Linked DNA regions of Homo sapiens: region 2 is linked to region 1. Evidence: chromatin contacts called from ENCODE Hi-C or POLR2A ChIA-PET data. All regions are on one chromosome and are shown on one strand. The core of a region is the stretch at or near the end of the contact, and the rest is flanking DNA. Distances in the headings are between cores, read along the strand shown. Region 1 overlaps ZNF521 (zinc finger protein 521). Region 2 overlaps ZNF521 (zinc finger protein 521).

The links. Hi-C counts contacts between places; a loop is a spot of excess contacts on that map. ChIA-PET counts read pairs that join two places held with the same protein, here RNA polymerase II (POLR2A).
Region 2: a loop to region 1 is called in a map of endothelial cell of umbilical vein, with 2.4 times the contacts of the local background. The contact joins two enhancer-like sites. A Hi-C loop is called at or near these places in 1 of 168 maps with a recorded cell type or tissue (endothelial cell of umbilical vein) and 1 of 37 single-sample maps with no recorded cell type. POLR2A ChIA-PET finds 5 or more read pairs at or near these places in 1 of 52 experiments (WTC11).

Annotation. Positions count from the first base shown.
Region 1 is chr18:25,091,740-25,098,613 of GRCh38, reverse strand. ZNF521 (zinc finger protein 521) reads left to right here. Exons shown (of 8, transcript NM_015461.3): 6 at 6,533-6,664. Among named protein-coding and RNA genes, the nearest start is that of LINC01894, 110 kb to the right of the region's middle. Within about 2 kb of position 1,318, at least 2 of the 41 ENCODE cell types and tissues checked have a DNase peak (open chromatin) inside an H3K27ac peak, as active enhancers do; they include endothelial cell of umbilical vein, where a contact is called at or near this core.
Region 2 is chr18:25,225,322-25,231,644 of GRCh38, reverse strand. ZNF521 (zinc finger protein 521) reads left to right here. Exons shown (of 8, transcript NM_015461.3): 4 at 3,948-6,323. Among named protein-coding and RNA genes, the nearest start is that of ZNF521, 120 kb to the left of the region's middle. RefSeq lists enhancers at 584-703, 1,625-3,275. Within about 2 kb of position 2,291, at least 3 of the 41 ENCODE cell types and tissues checked have a DNase peak (open chromatin) inside an H3K27ac peak, as active enhancers do; they include endothelial cell of umbilical vein, where a contact is called at or near this core.

The DNA of each region.
Region 1 (6,874 bases), core at 69-2,568:
GTCCTTATCCCTGCCCTTGCCTTTTCCAGAATATTTGCTAAGAAATATCCACTACTTTCTTCTTTTCTTGGCTAACAATTTTTTTCTTGGGATGGGGAGAGGAAGAATCAAAGTGATTTTATCAGTGCCCTTCCAAAACTGGTGTTTGCAGTTTTTTTTTAATAAAAAAAAAATGAGGGCAAAGTTTTACCTTTAAAGCTATTTGTAGGCACCATGTTTTCTCTGAGACTTCAACCATGGGGTCCATGTTTAGATTCAGAATGTGAAGAAGAAAAGAAGGAACTAGAGGAGCTAATGTACTGGCCAGGTTTGAAAAACATTGTAGTCTGTGTGCTTATCCCCATTCCCTACTTGTGCCAAAATACCACTGCTGAGTCCCCTCAGTTGAAGGAAAGCCACCTTTTTGGTGGGCTGTTTGTTTTACTGTTTATTGTTTGAACAACATTCCAATGTTTTCTCCTACATGAGAATATTCTAATAAGTACTTCACACAACCTATAATAATAGCCAAGGAATTGGACGATATTGCATCTCAGAGCATCTAAAATCCCACTGCCTGCCTCTCCTCTCCCTACCCACCTGGACCTCCTGCTAGTTTCCAAGCTGCTGATGTTTATGGGGCTCTAGGCAGCCCCCGGGCTCTTTAAAATCTGCTGGGTACCATGCAGCCTACCCCAGTTGAATCATTTCCTGCTCCAGCCCTGCTGATAATGAGAAGTTCAAGGCAGGAAATAACAGTGGCAATATCAGTGGCTTTGCTTATAAAGTCCAAAAGCATTGTAGCCTTTAGACCATTGGCTAAAAACAGCCAGTAACTAAGTTAAGGTAAGCTTGCACCTGTAGATCTCCTGGAAGTGAGATTCTGACTGAGGCACACAGGATGTGTATCCTGCGGCTCTTGAGATACCTAAGGGTTAGGCACTTTGTGCACACAGTCAGGGTCCAGGAACCTGGAGCTCATTTCCTCATGTCCCAGTGTCCTTTTCCTCTTATTGTAAGAGTCTCATGCCTGTGTCTTCTGTTCCTCTCTCATGTGGCGTAGAAATACTGACAGTGCCAGACACTCCCATATTGCCAGTGACAAAACTCCTAGAAGGTGCTAGCGTCGGTCTTCAGGCTGCATTCATTTTCATGGCAACTCGTTCAAAAAAAATAAGGGCAGAACTTTTTAACTGGTATGAGAAAAAACGTTCCCACAATATGCAATTCTCTCAAATTCTGCCTTACTTTGGGGGCTTAATGACTAATCTACCGGCAGACTTTGAAGCCTAAGTCATATTCTCCATTGCCAAATTAGCACCACAGTGTGTTTATGTTACAGTCATGAAACATGTGCTGTATATAATACAACAAATTATCGTGGCTGAGTGCTATGGCCCTGGAAAGAATGTGATGGCTGTGTGCATGGCAAATTATACTGCAGTCTGCCTATTTTTCTACTCCTGGTTTCTAGGGCGAGCCAATGTAGCCGAGGGGTGAGTTTTGTCATGTATGGCTTTTCTTTGTTACTCCTCGGACCCCTAGCTTATAAATGTGTGCTTGGAAATTAACTCAAGGAAGAGGAGAAGCAAAGTAAAGGGTGGGAGGTTGGGAATTGGGTTAGGGCATAGTTTTCTTAGATTTAAAAATATATATGAGGATACAGTGGTAACACACATTCGAACTGGATAAGTTACAACTGTAGGGCATTTGATTCCTCTGTTTGGATTCTGAGGGCAGAGTTTACTCCCACTCAGATCAGAGCTTTTAAGTATGGCCCCGGCCACATGGTGATATAGCAGGAGGGGTTTCTATCTGTGGACTTTAGCCTATAGATTTATGCAGTGGAAGAGGCTGGAGGACCCTTCTGGCCAGTCTTGAGGGTAAAAGGGAGAAGGAGTTCTACTTATAAACTGTTACAAATTGGCCCTCAGTAATGGCTGTAGCGTTGATCAGACGATATAAGGGGGCCCCCAGTGATTCCTGGGATAACAGCAGCATGTAAGTCAGCCACTGAACATTTGCTTGTAGCCACTCTAGATTTTTGTTTTTATTGAAGGAAAAGGAGTATAAACATGGGACACACAGTCTGGAGGCTGCTTAAAGGGTTTCTCTTGTTTAAAGCTTATATTGAAATGTCAGTGTCTTGTGTTAAACTACCAATTGCCACCTTGGAGCTCATAATTTAAACCTGTGCTTGAGCATCCAAATGGTAACTAATATTTCTCCTGTTATAAAACAGGCTAATAAATAGTTATGTAGGTCCAGGTTTTATAAATTGGAGGTATAGAAGTTGTCATTCATCTTTGAACTGGCTTTAGACAAGCAGATGGTTTTCTTAGAGCACAAAATTTTGTAAGTGATTAGCACGTTTCCTACTAAGTCAGTGAGGTTGTAGTCCAATTATGTATGCAGACGCTTTCCTTTGAAACATTTAATATTGGAGTAAATATTTACATTAGCATCAGTCTCTTTTATGTAGACTTGATTCCTGTTTACATTTATGTTCACAGTTAAATGAAGATTAACAAATGGAAATAATTATTTTAGATGAAATTTCTATACATGTGAAATGATTTCTTAATTATACTCAAAGCAGCTTTGGTCATGCCTTTCCAGTGGGTGACCAAGACAGGAAGTTGCTGGCTTCCAGCATGGTCTCAATGGTAAAGGCCCCACTCTGACACTGGACCCCCATTGCTAGGCACATATACCTCCCTCAGTATCCAACAGAGAGGGGTATTCTGTGTGTTCTGGAAAGATACAGGCTCATACAGAAAGCTCCATGTTTGCTCATATAGCTAAATTGCATTCTGATAGTTCTTTCTCCCTTTCCTTGTGCTAATTTTTGTTTTTGTACATACGTGGCTAGAATACTTTTAAGTTTAATTGGGCAAAACTAGAGTTTTTCTAGACTTCATAATATTGCTCATTTCCTATCTAATTTTTTAGCTAGCAAAATTTCAGTGTTGTAATCAGTCTTCATTAATAGGGTTTAGAAAAGGTAGGTTTTTCCCTCTCTCTTTCAATTTCAAAGTACCCTACAAGGCAAATTGTGCTCATTGTAGAAAATCTGGAGAATATAGATAAGCAAAAAGGAGAAGAAAAATCTAGAAGTTTCGTTCGAAGATCCCATCTATAATTCTTAATTAAAAAATAGGGCTGTACTAGCCTATTATATCCTTAATGGAATATTGTAATGGTTATTAAATCAATTGACTCTGAATCTCTTTTTAATAAATGAGTCAGGCTGTATTATCCAATTACTGTCAGCTGCTACCTTTCCAGAGAGCAGAATTGGTTATTTTGATTGAATTTTTTAAGCTTTTTGGCACCTTTAGGAAGAGGAGGAGGAAAGACACAATTCAGGTTATGCTTTGTGGGCAAAATCCTGAATAGAGGTGCTGATAGTATCCCATCAAGAACATTGGCTTTAAAAATAAAACAGCAGTTACATTTACTGTTCTTTACTACCTTATACCAGATAGGGGAAAGAAAGGAGAGTTTTGAAAAGAGATGGGGTTTAACTCAGCCAGATCCCCCCCACCCAATTCTAAGGGTTTTCAAGAATTCTTTGAAAAGTCAGACATGGCTCTCAGCCATACAAAGGTAAATATGGAATTAGAAGAGAAGAGTTAAAGACTCTGAATAAGGATAAACTTTTGAAATTCTTACTATAAATAAGTTTCATTTTCTTTTACTACCTGTGCTGCCCTCAATTAAAAAAAAATACAAAATGAATTATATTAACCAGTTGTTAGAATGTTTTGTGTTACTATCTCTCTTTCTCATTATACATTTGACCTTGAGGTAATAAGCAAGTGTGAAGATGGGGGAAGGGAGTAGGGAAATGAACAAAGGTGAGAGAAAAGGAGGGACTCTAAATGTCCACCTAAGAGCTTATTGGCTTTTGCTCATCTTATAATGTGCTGTGTAACAATTCATATATATTTTCTCTCCTATGGAAATAACTAGGAGATCAGTAACTAGGAAAGACCTCACAGTGTAACTTAAAAATAAAAGGCAGGTAGAACTTCCAACTTTTTTTTTAACATTATAACGTGCTTTTAAGCTGTAAAAAGAGTTCTGAAAATGGTAGATGTGATTGTTATCATTGCTGTCACTTAGCGCTTTCACAAATAAAAGATAGAATATGTAGAAAATAAGTCTTCCCTAATAATGCATAAATACCTTTATGCCTGTGTGTCACCTTTTTATGAATTCACTTGACTGAATTTGGATTATTTAACATTTTGGGATGCAACTTCTCTTTTCTTTGGGTAAGAAATACATAAAAATGAATGAGTACATTTTCCCTGCACTCATACACATATGTCTTATTTATTTTTCCTTCTCTTATTTTTCCAAACAAAATACTCATAGTCAAGAAAGATAATATTACATTACAGAACATCCTAATGTGCATAATTCACTTTATGCTCATGTGACAGTCAATTGTTATCCCCAGGAAAACCTGCCAGATCTATTACATCACACCTATTGCAAGTTTTAAAATTCTGGAACAAGTGTATATCAGTTCATATCCATAGGCCATCTCTTGGTTCTTGTGCAAAGCACACATAATTTTAAAAGGAGATGAAAACCCGTAGTAACCTTCTTACTATTCAAAATAAAGGTATGTAGCATTAAGGAAATAGAGAACTTTTAAAGTTAGCAAGTATTTTTCTGAAGATGCACTTGCCAATCCAATTTCTTACAATAAATAGTGTTTTTTATATTTCTTAATGTCTAAAATCTGGAAATTTTTTGGTGACTTCAGGATTTTAAAAAAAGGAAACAGATGAAAAAACCCTTGATCTTATATAATCCCTAAAGCTTTTTGTATAACCCCTTGTCATGTCAGTATGCACAATTAAACTCCCTCTTACATAATTATAATCAAGGAATTTACTGTGCCACCCAGATACAGAGTAGGTTTTTATCTCTTGTGAAATGTAGACAGTACTGGGTGGCTTAATTAGTGCTTTGCTTCTCTTTTTACAAATTCCAATCCTCTGCTTCTAAAGACTCATACTTGTATGGGAAGAAAGATTAGGAATACAAATAGAGTGATTTTACTCACAGTTAGCTAATAATTACTCACTTTGTAATTGGGACGTGGTATTACCAGTAATATCAGCTGGCAGAGGACTTACACATGCATGTTGTCTTTGAATGAAAGAAAATAACTGCAGTGTAGACTTGTTACCCTTGTAGTGTGACGGTGTCTTTCATTCCCTAGACCTAGAATGTCTTAGTAGCATTTTTTAATCATTGCTAATAGGAGAATATAAAAGTGTAATGTGATAACAAGCCAGGTTAAAGTGCAGCCTCTACCCTTTAGTAAGTAGTCTTGGAAGTAGTGGGTGTGTGCTCCACCATATCTATTAAGATATGTCCCCTGAGGCCAGAGTGCCCAGGTTTGAATCTAGACTGCCTGCGTTCAAGTTCTGGCTCTTCCAATTATGAGTGCTTGTGACTCAGAGCAAAGTTACTTAAACTCTCTGCGCCTCATTTTTCTCATCTGTAAAATGAGACTAATAGTAGTTTTTCTCATAGGGTTTTAGTGCAATTAAATGAATTTGTGTCTCTGAGCAGTTCTGAAACACAGCAAACACTAAATCAGTGTCAGCTAGGCTGCTAGCTCTAGTGCCCCTGGTTTTTTATACCTTACAATTGCACAATGAAATAAGTTAGGATAATCCTTACATTTTAAACTTCAATTTTAAATTTTAATTTTAAATGTTTAAAATCCATAAATGTTTAAAATAACAGTGTCTATGTATAACACAAACTCTCCACTTTATATAGCAATGTTATGACATCAAAATATTTTTCTGCCCCCTCATTCTTAAGATATCCAAGAAAAATTCAGGGCTAGTCAAGTGAGCCTGGAGGTCACAAAAGTGCTTTGGAGAAACAGAAGCAGAGTCTGGTTCTGGGGGTAAAATTGAAACTGTCTTCCAGAGTTAAGGGAGAGATGAACTAGGAAGAATATGGGAGACTGGAGGTGCGAAGCAGAGAAAAGGGCATTTGTAAGAGACTGTCCTATTAATGATACTTCAAAATTGCCAGAAATTCTTGGAAATAGAAAAAGATAGTCTGTATCAACTGAATACCACTGAAGACCTATGGTTAGAAATAGACACTTCCAGGACCCTCTGGATAAGCCAGAGTAGAATCACTGAGGAAGAAGCTGTCCACACTTTTTTATTTTAGGGCTTTGGAAATACAGACCCCAGAAAATCATGGTAATGAGAGAAAAGGAAATGCCTCATTATTGATACACCAATTATATTTTAAAAGTGTAATAAAATGCATTAGCCTTAAGATAAAATCTGACTTCTGATTATCTTTGGATTTTAAATTCCAGAACTGTTTTAAATTGATATAAACTCATGAATAATGTGAAATAACCAGAAACCATATATAATACTACATATGTATATTAGGTGATGGAAATAGTTTAATATATGCAATTAAAGATAACTCTCTAGTGTATTAAAGATATGACAGGTTTTCATCATTTCTCTTCATGTGTTTTCCTTGACAGATGAAGGACTGAACCATGAATGCAAACTCTGCAGCCAGACCTTTGACTCTCCTGCCAAACTCCAGTGCCACCTGATAGAGCACAGCTTCGAAGGGATGGGAGGCACCTTCAAGTGTCCAGTCTGCTTTACAGGTGGGAAGATTATTTCAGGAAGACACAGGAGAGGCTGATGGCCACATCATGTCTTTCCTACCAAAGCATTACTTCCCACTGCTATGGCCTTTTACAGACATGACTTCAGTTCAATTTGGGGGGAAGATGTTTGATTTCTGCTTTATTAGCATTATTGATTGCAGCCTACTTAAAGGCTCACATGAGCAGGAAGGTTAACTGTCAGGATGA
Region 2 (6,323 bases), core at 1,042-3,541, 130 kb before region 1:
GTGGCCAGAACCCTCAGCATTTCTCTTCCACAATGGCAGGCTGTAAACAGACTCTCAGACCCTCATTTGCGTGCTTGTCTGTCCATCAGCAGGAGCTAGGATCAAATCACGTCCAGTCTCTGCTTCCTCCTCCCCAGGTTGGCACACGAGGGGCTGATGGCTCACGTCACAAAGGTACTCTGTGTTCTGTTGCCTTTTTTCTGTGGAATAACTCCTTCTGGTATGACTTCACTTTTCTGTTAGTGAGCACTTTCCCCCATAAATATGCCTGAACAGGTGTTACTCTGCTGCTAACTGAGTTTCCAGCTGTCCTCCTCCAACACAGACCCAGCAAAATCTGTTGTTTCGTCCTTTTAGGCAGACTAGAGAAGCGCCTAGCCTGAGATGGAGGTCTTCCTTGCAGGATATGGCCGTTCTGCTGCCAGAAGATGGTCCGGAAAGCCTGGCTGGCTAACAAAGACAGGCCTTCAGCGGCTGGGTGTAGTTCCAGTTCTGCATCCCCTTTGGCAGAAACACAGAGGCTGCTGCAGTGTGGCCAGCCAGCGAAATTAGGAAATAAGGACCTCTTTTATTTACTCAGGCTGCTGAATCATGGGCATTCCTGTCTGCTTGGAGAAAAGTCAGGCGGCTCTACTTTCCACTGAAAGTCTCAGGAGTGTTGGAGACTTTCATCTCGGAGTGTTCACACACTTGTTTTAATGTGCTTTATGGAAATGGTGAAACTCAGCAAGTACAGTTGCTGTAGAAAAACATCTGCACTAACCATGCACACACATTTGCATCTTTAAATAGACTTTTTAGGCCACAGAGCTGGTTTCTAGCAAAGCTTTTTCGGCAGTAAGAGCTACAGCTCTCGGAGAGTCAGCTCAAGTGAAGAGACTGGTTTCAAAAATTAAAATTTAACATGGACATGTTAAGTACTTCACATTGAAATGCAGAAAACTTGCCATCACCCAGAAAGACAGTCCCTGTAAGTAGCACTTAGTGCCAAAGGGAAAAAAAGTTAAAGTTGATTCAGGAACCTGAGTTGAAAGAATCTTCTACAGTTTCTTCCACGTGTAAAAAGAAATTGACATCGTTTAAACCTATATTCACCATTTAAGCTTAGTTTGCACTGTGGCTGCCAAAAAGCCTAAGTTAATGGGGATGGATAACTCTCAAAGTCTTAGGTAGACCTCAGAGTATGTTGGCGGGGAGACCATCACCACAAAAGTCTTGGAGGAGTCTGATACCTGAAGAGTGTGGACCAACCCGCTTGGAGTAGTGAGTCCCTGTGTGTTCTTTGGAGAACACAATCCATTTACAGTACTGGCAAATGAGAGTTTTTACATTTTATATTTTAAAACAGAAATCAGCCTTTCAGGGATGCTTTATTTATTTTTCTATAAGTATTATTCCTTGCTCAAACTATTTACTTCTGCTCAATCCCCACGCCTTATGACTTCTAGAGGGGGTGTTGTGTAATTTCCTTTACAAAGACAAGTAATGGGGACTGGAGAGAAGAAAGAAAAGGTTTCTGCTCTCTTGAATCCTGGTTAAAACCTTGATCCTAACCTTCAGCTCACTTGACGTGTCACTGAAATTTACAAGCTTAAGAGAACAGTTATATAATAGATATAGTCAGGCATGGACCACAGACAAGAACCTGAATTAAGCCTGGTGTTAGGGATTGCATAATTTTTATAATGGTCCATTGCTCTATAATTCTTTATGTATTTGTAAAAAATATATCATACCTGGACACAATCTGCAATTTAATTATAAATTCACTTGCTCAATTTTCAAGCTCAATAGTTACATCCTTCTAGGCTGGATGCATTACAAATTCTGATTCACTGTTTTCCCCAAATGTATAAATGAGAAGATGTGTTTGAAAATATTTTTTAAATGAAATAGCAGGATTTAAGCCTAAAAGATAAATGTGAAATGTGGTAGATTTTACCTAGAATGTTGAGTACATTTAATAGATGGCCTTTTTTTTCAATTAGGGTAAATATTTGAAACCTTGATTTGTTTCAGGTATATTAGCTTTAGGTGACAACACTTTTTTAAGGGGAAAACTAGATCATTATTGAGTTTTTTTGCTTTTAGTTAAATTTTTTTTTTTGTATGTTGAGTGGTGAGTTGAGTTTATCTGCATATGTTCCTGGTGTATTCACTTTAAGTATAAATCACATCCACATCCATCAGACCCTTTCTTATGCTGGAAACATGTTGGGTTATAGAGTCCTATAAATGAGGATGCAAAATCATGCGGTTTTCAACTTGTATGGCGAAGCTTTGTTGCAGTGGGCAAGGATCCAGGAATGGTGTTTGGTTGTTTTCTCAGAGTGAGAGGGTTGCCATCTGGCATTGATAGTGAGATGGTGTTGTCATCAGTTTCTAGATGCAGGAAAGGAATGATCCTCATCTGTTTCCTGTGGATAAGGAAGAGGCTGACAATCTAGTAAAATCTTGTTACCTTAAAGAAAGCAGACATGGAATTCGTTTACATAATGCTCACCAGTTTCTACTTTTATATTAATCATTTAGCTTGCTAGTGAACTTCAGCTTTGAAGAATTTAAAAACTTATTTGAACATACTCTAATTGAATACCATTAGAATATTCTAATAATGCTCTAACTGAGCCTCTTATTCTAACTGAAACACTATCCCCACCAGCTCCACTCCATGGTCTTTACTTGTGTGTTTTTTTGAAAAATCGTGCTCCTTTGGAGAGTGGAAAGCTTTTAAAGTTTCTTCTGATCTTGAATAATAGGTTATGAAAAGCAAAAAAGAGGTTTCACAACCTGCTTTGAGATGGTCTTATTTTCCACTTGGATATCAAGAAAGCAACAGAAATAACAGTGCACGTTTGCTAAGAACATAGTTTTTAAAATCACCTAATATAAGGTAACATTCCTTTATGGATAACTTGCTAAGTTTATATCTGGCTCTCAGTCTTGTTTGTCTTCTTTTTGTCACTCATAAATCTTTCAGCATTTACCATAATCATTTATCACTTTTCCTGTTTCCAGTTTTTCACAAGTTGCTTTGTCTCTGCTCACCTCAAAGTGCAGGTCCTGTTTAGCTAAGGAAGTTCAGGCTGCTGAAGCTTTTGCAAAAGGAAGATATGGTGGGCCACCTCTTGAACTTTCCAAACAAAATACACTATTAAAATCTGGCCCTTGTGAAACTCTCATTTTTTCTTGATCCTAGCTGATCCTAGCTACATGTAATATCTAGCAGTACCCTTCTAACATTTAATAATCCATTTTCTGGCCTATGGAATTCGAATTTCAGTTATTGAAGAAATCCTGGTTATCTTTCATTACACAAGACATAATTATTATTGTGTTTTCTGTCTTCTTTCATGTGCTTACTTTTTAATATTTTTTTGCTGAAAGCAATAAGGTCTGTATCAATAAGAACCCCGTAACAGATTTTGGTCTGCAGAATTGCCTTTTTATATAAAAACAAGCAAAATGCAGAGGGAATTTTTTATTAAATATTAGACATCTGGGTTGACTGCATTAATTTTAAATCATTCCCGTAATATTTCCTCTTTTCATTTGGTTCTTCAGATGCTCACATAATATGCAAATCATTTTAGAAGGAATACAAAAGAAACATTAAATATATTAAAATCTGCATTTTAATAAAATTGTCAATGTGTAATATATACCTTGCTTCTAAGGAAGAATGATAAAAAGTAATAAAAGGGTAATTTAGACATAGAACTATTTAATATCCTCTTATATTTTACAACTCAACAAAAAGTAAATGCAGAATAACTGCTTTGGGCTCAGATTTGAAAATGTCTCACTCAAATATTCTCTCTTTTCATTTTGTTTTTTCTTGAAAGATTCAAGAGGGCCCAACTCTGCGTGCTGGTTGAAATGCTACGGTAAACTCACTCTTGAATCTCAACATGTCAGATGAAATTTGTCATTGCTTCTTGTTGCAGATGGAGTGGATGTTGAAGATGATCCGACTTGCTCTTGGCCAGCTTCCTCACCTTCTAGCAAGGATCAGACTTCCCCTAGCCATGGAGAAGGTTGCGATTTTGGAGAGGAAGAAGGTGGCCCTGGGCTTCCATACCCGTGTCAATTCTGTGACAAGTCGTTTAGCCGCCTCAGCTACCTAAAGCACCATGAGCAGAGTCACAGTGACAAACTGCCTTTCAAATGCACCTACTGCAGTAGGCTGTTCAAACACAAGCGCAGCCGAGATCGCCACATAAAACTCCACACCGGGGACAAGAAGTACCACTGCAGTGAATGTGATGCTGCGTTTTCCAGAAGTGATCACTTGAAGATCCACTTAAAGACTCACACGTCCAACAAGCCATATAAATGTGCCATTTGTCGCCGTGGGTTTCTGTCCTCTAGTTCCTTACACGGACACATGCAGGTTCATGAGAGGAACAAGGACGGCTCTCAGTCCGGTTCCAGGATGGAGGACTGGAAGATGAAGGACACTCAGAAGTGCAGTCAGTGTGAGGAAGGCTTTGACTTCCCGGAAGACCTCCAAAAACACATTGCAGAGTGCCACCCCGAATGCTCCCCAAATGAGGACCGAGCGGCCCTCCAGTGTGTCTACTGCCACGAGCTCTTCGTAGAGGAGACCTCCCTCATGAACCACATGGAGCAGGTGCATAGCGGGGAGAAGAAGAACTCATGCAGCATTTGTTCTGAGAGTTTCCACACAGTTGAGGAACTGTACAGCCACATGGACAGTCACCAGCAACCGGAGTCATGCAATCACAGCAACAGCCCTTCCCTGGTCACGGTGGGCTATACCTCCGTGTCCAGTACGACTCCAGATTCCAACCTCTCAGTGGACAGCTCAACCATGGTGGAAGCTGCCCCGCCAATCCCAAAGAGTCGAGGGAGGAAGAGGGCCGCTCAACAAACCCCTGACATGACTGGTCCCTCGAGTAAACAAGCAAAAGTTACCTACAGCTGTATTTACTGCAACAAACAATTATTTTCAAGTCTTGCAGTTCTGCAGATTCACCTGAAAACTATGCACTTAGATAAGCCAGAACAGGCCCATATTTGTCAGTATTGCTTGGAGGTCCTGCCCTCACTCTATAACCTAAATGAACATCTTAAGCAAGTGCATGAAGCTCAGGACCCAGGTCTGATTGTTTCTGCCATGCCTGCCATTGTCTACCAGTGTAACTTCTGTTCCGAAGTTGTCAACGACCTCAACACTCTTCAGGAACACATCCGATGTTCTCATGGATTTGCAAACCCTGCAGCTAAAGATAGTAATGCATTCTTTTGTCCCCATTGCTATATGGGGTTTCTCACTGACTCTTCCCTGGAAGAGCATATTAGACAGGTTCATTGTGACCTCAGTGGCTCCCGATTTGGGTCTCCAGTGCTTGGGACTCCCAAAGAACCAGTAGTAGAAGTCTATTCTTGTTCCTATTGTACAAATTCGCCAATATTCAACAGCGTTCTTAAACTGAACAAGCATATCAAAGAGAATCATAAAAACATTCCCTTGGCCCTGAATTATATCCACAATGGGAAGAAATCCAGGGCCTTAAGCCCCCTATCTCCTGTGGCCATAGAGCAGACATCTCTTAAGATGATGCAGGCAGTAGGAGGTGCACCTGCACGTCCCACTGGAGAATATATCTGTAATCAATGTGGTGCTAAGTACACATCCCTAGACAGCTTTCAGACTCACCTAAAAACTCATCTCGACACTGTGCTTCCAAAATTGACCTGTCCTCAGTGCAACAAGGAATTCCCCAACCAAGAATCCTTGCTGAAGCATGTTACCATTCACTTTATGATCACTTCAACGTATTACATCTGTGAGAGTTGTGACAAGCAATTCACATCAGTGGATGACCTTCAGAAACACCTGCTGGACATGCACACCTTTGTCTTCTTTCGCTGCACCCTCTGCCAGGAAGTTTTTGACTCAAAAGTCTCCATTCAGCTCCACTTGGCTGTGAAGCACAGTAACGAAAAGAAAGTCTATAGGTGCACATCTTGCAACTGGGACTTCCGCAACGAAACTGACTTGCAGCTCCATGTGAAACACAACCACCTGGAAAACCAAGGGAAAGTGCATAAGTGCATTTTCTGCGGTGAGTCCTTTGGCACCGAGGTGGAGCTGCAATGCCACATCACCACTCACAGTAAGAAGTACAACTGCAAGTTCTGTAGCAAAGCCTTCCATGCGATCATTTTGTTAGAAAAACACTTGCGAGAAAAACACTGTGTATTCGAAACCAAGACACCCAACTGTGGAACAAATGGAGCTTCCGAGCAAGTGCAGAAAGAGGAAGTGGAGCTGCAGACTTTGCTGACCAACAGCC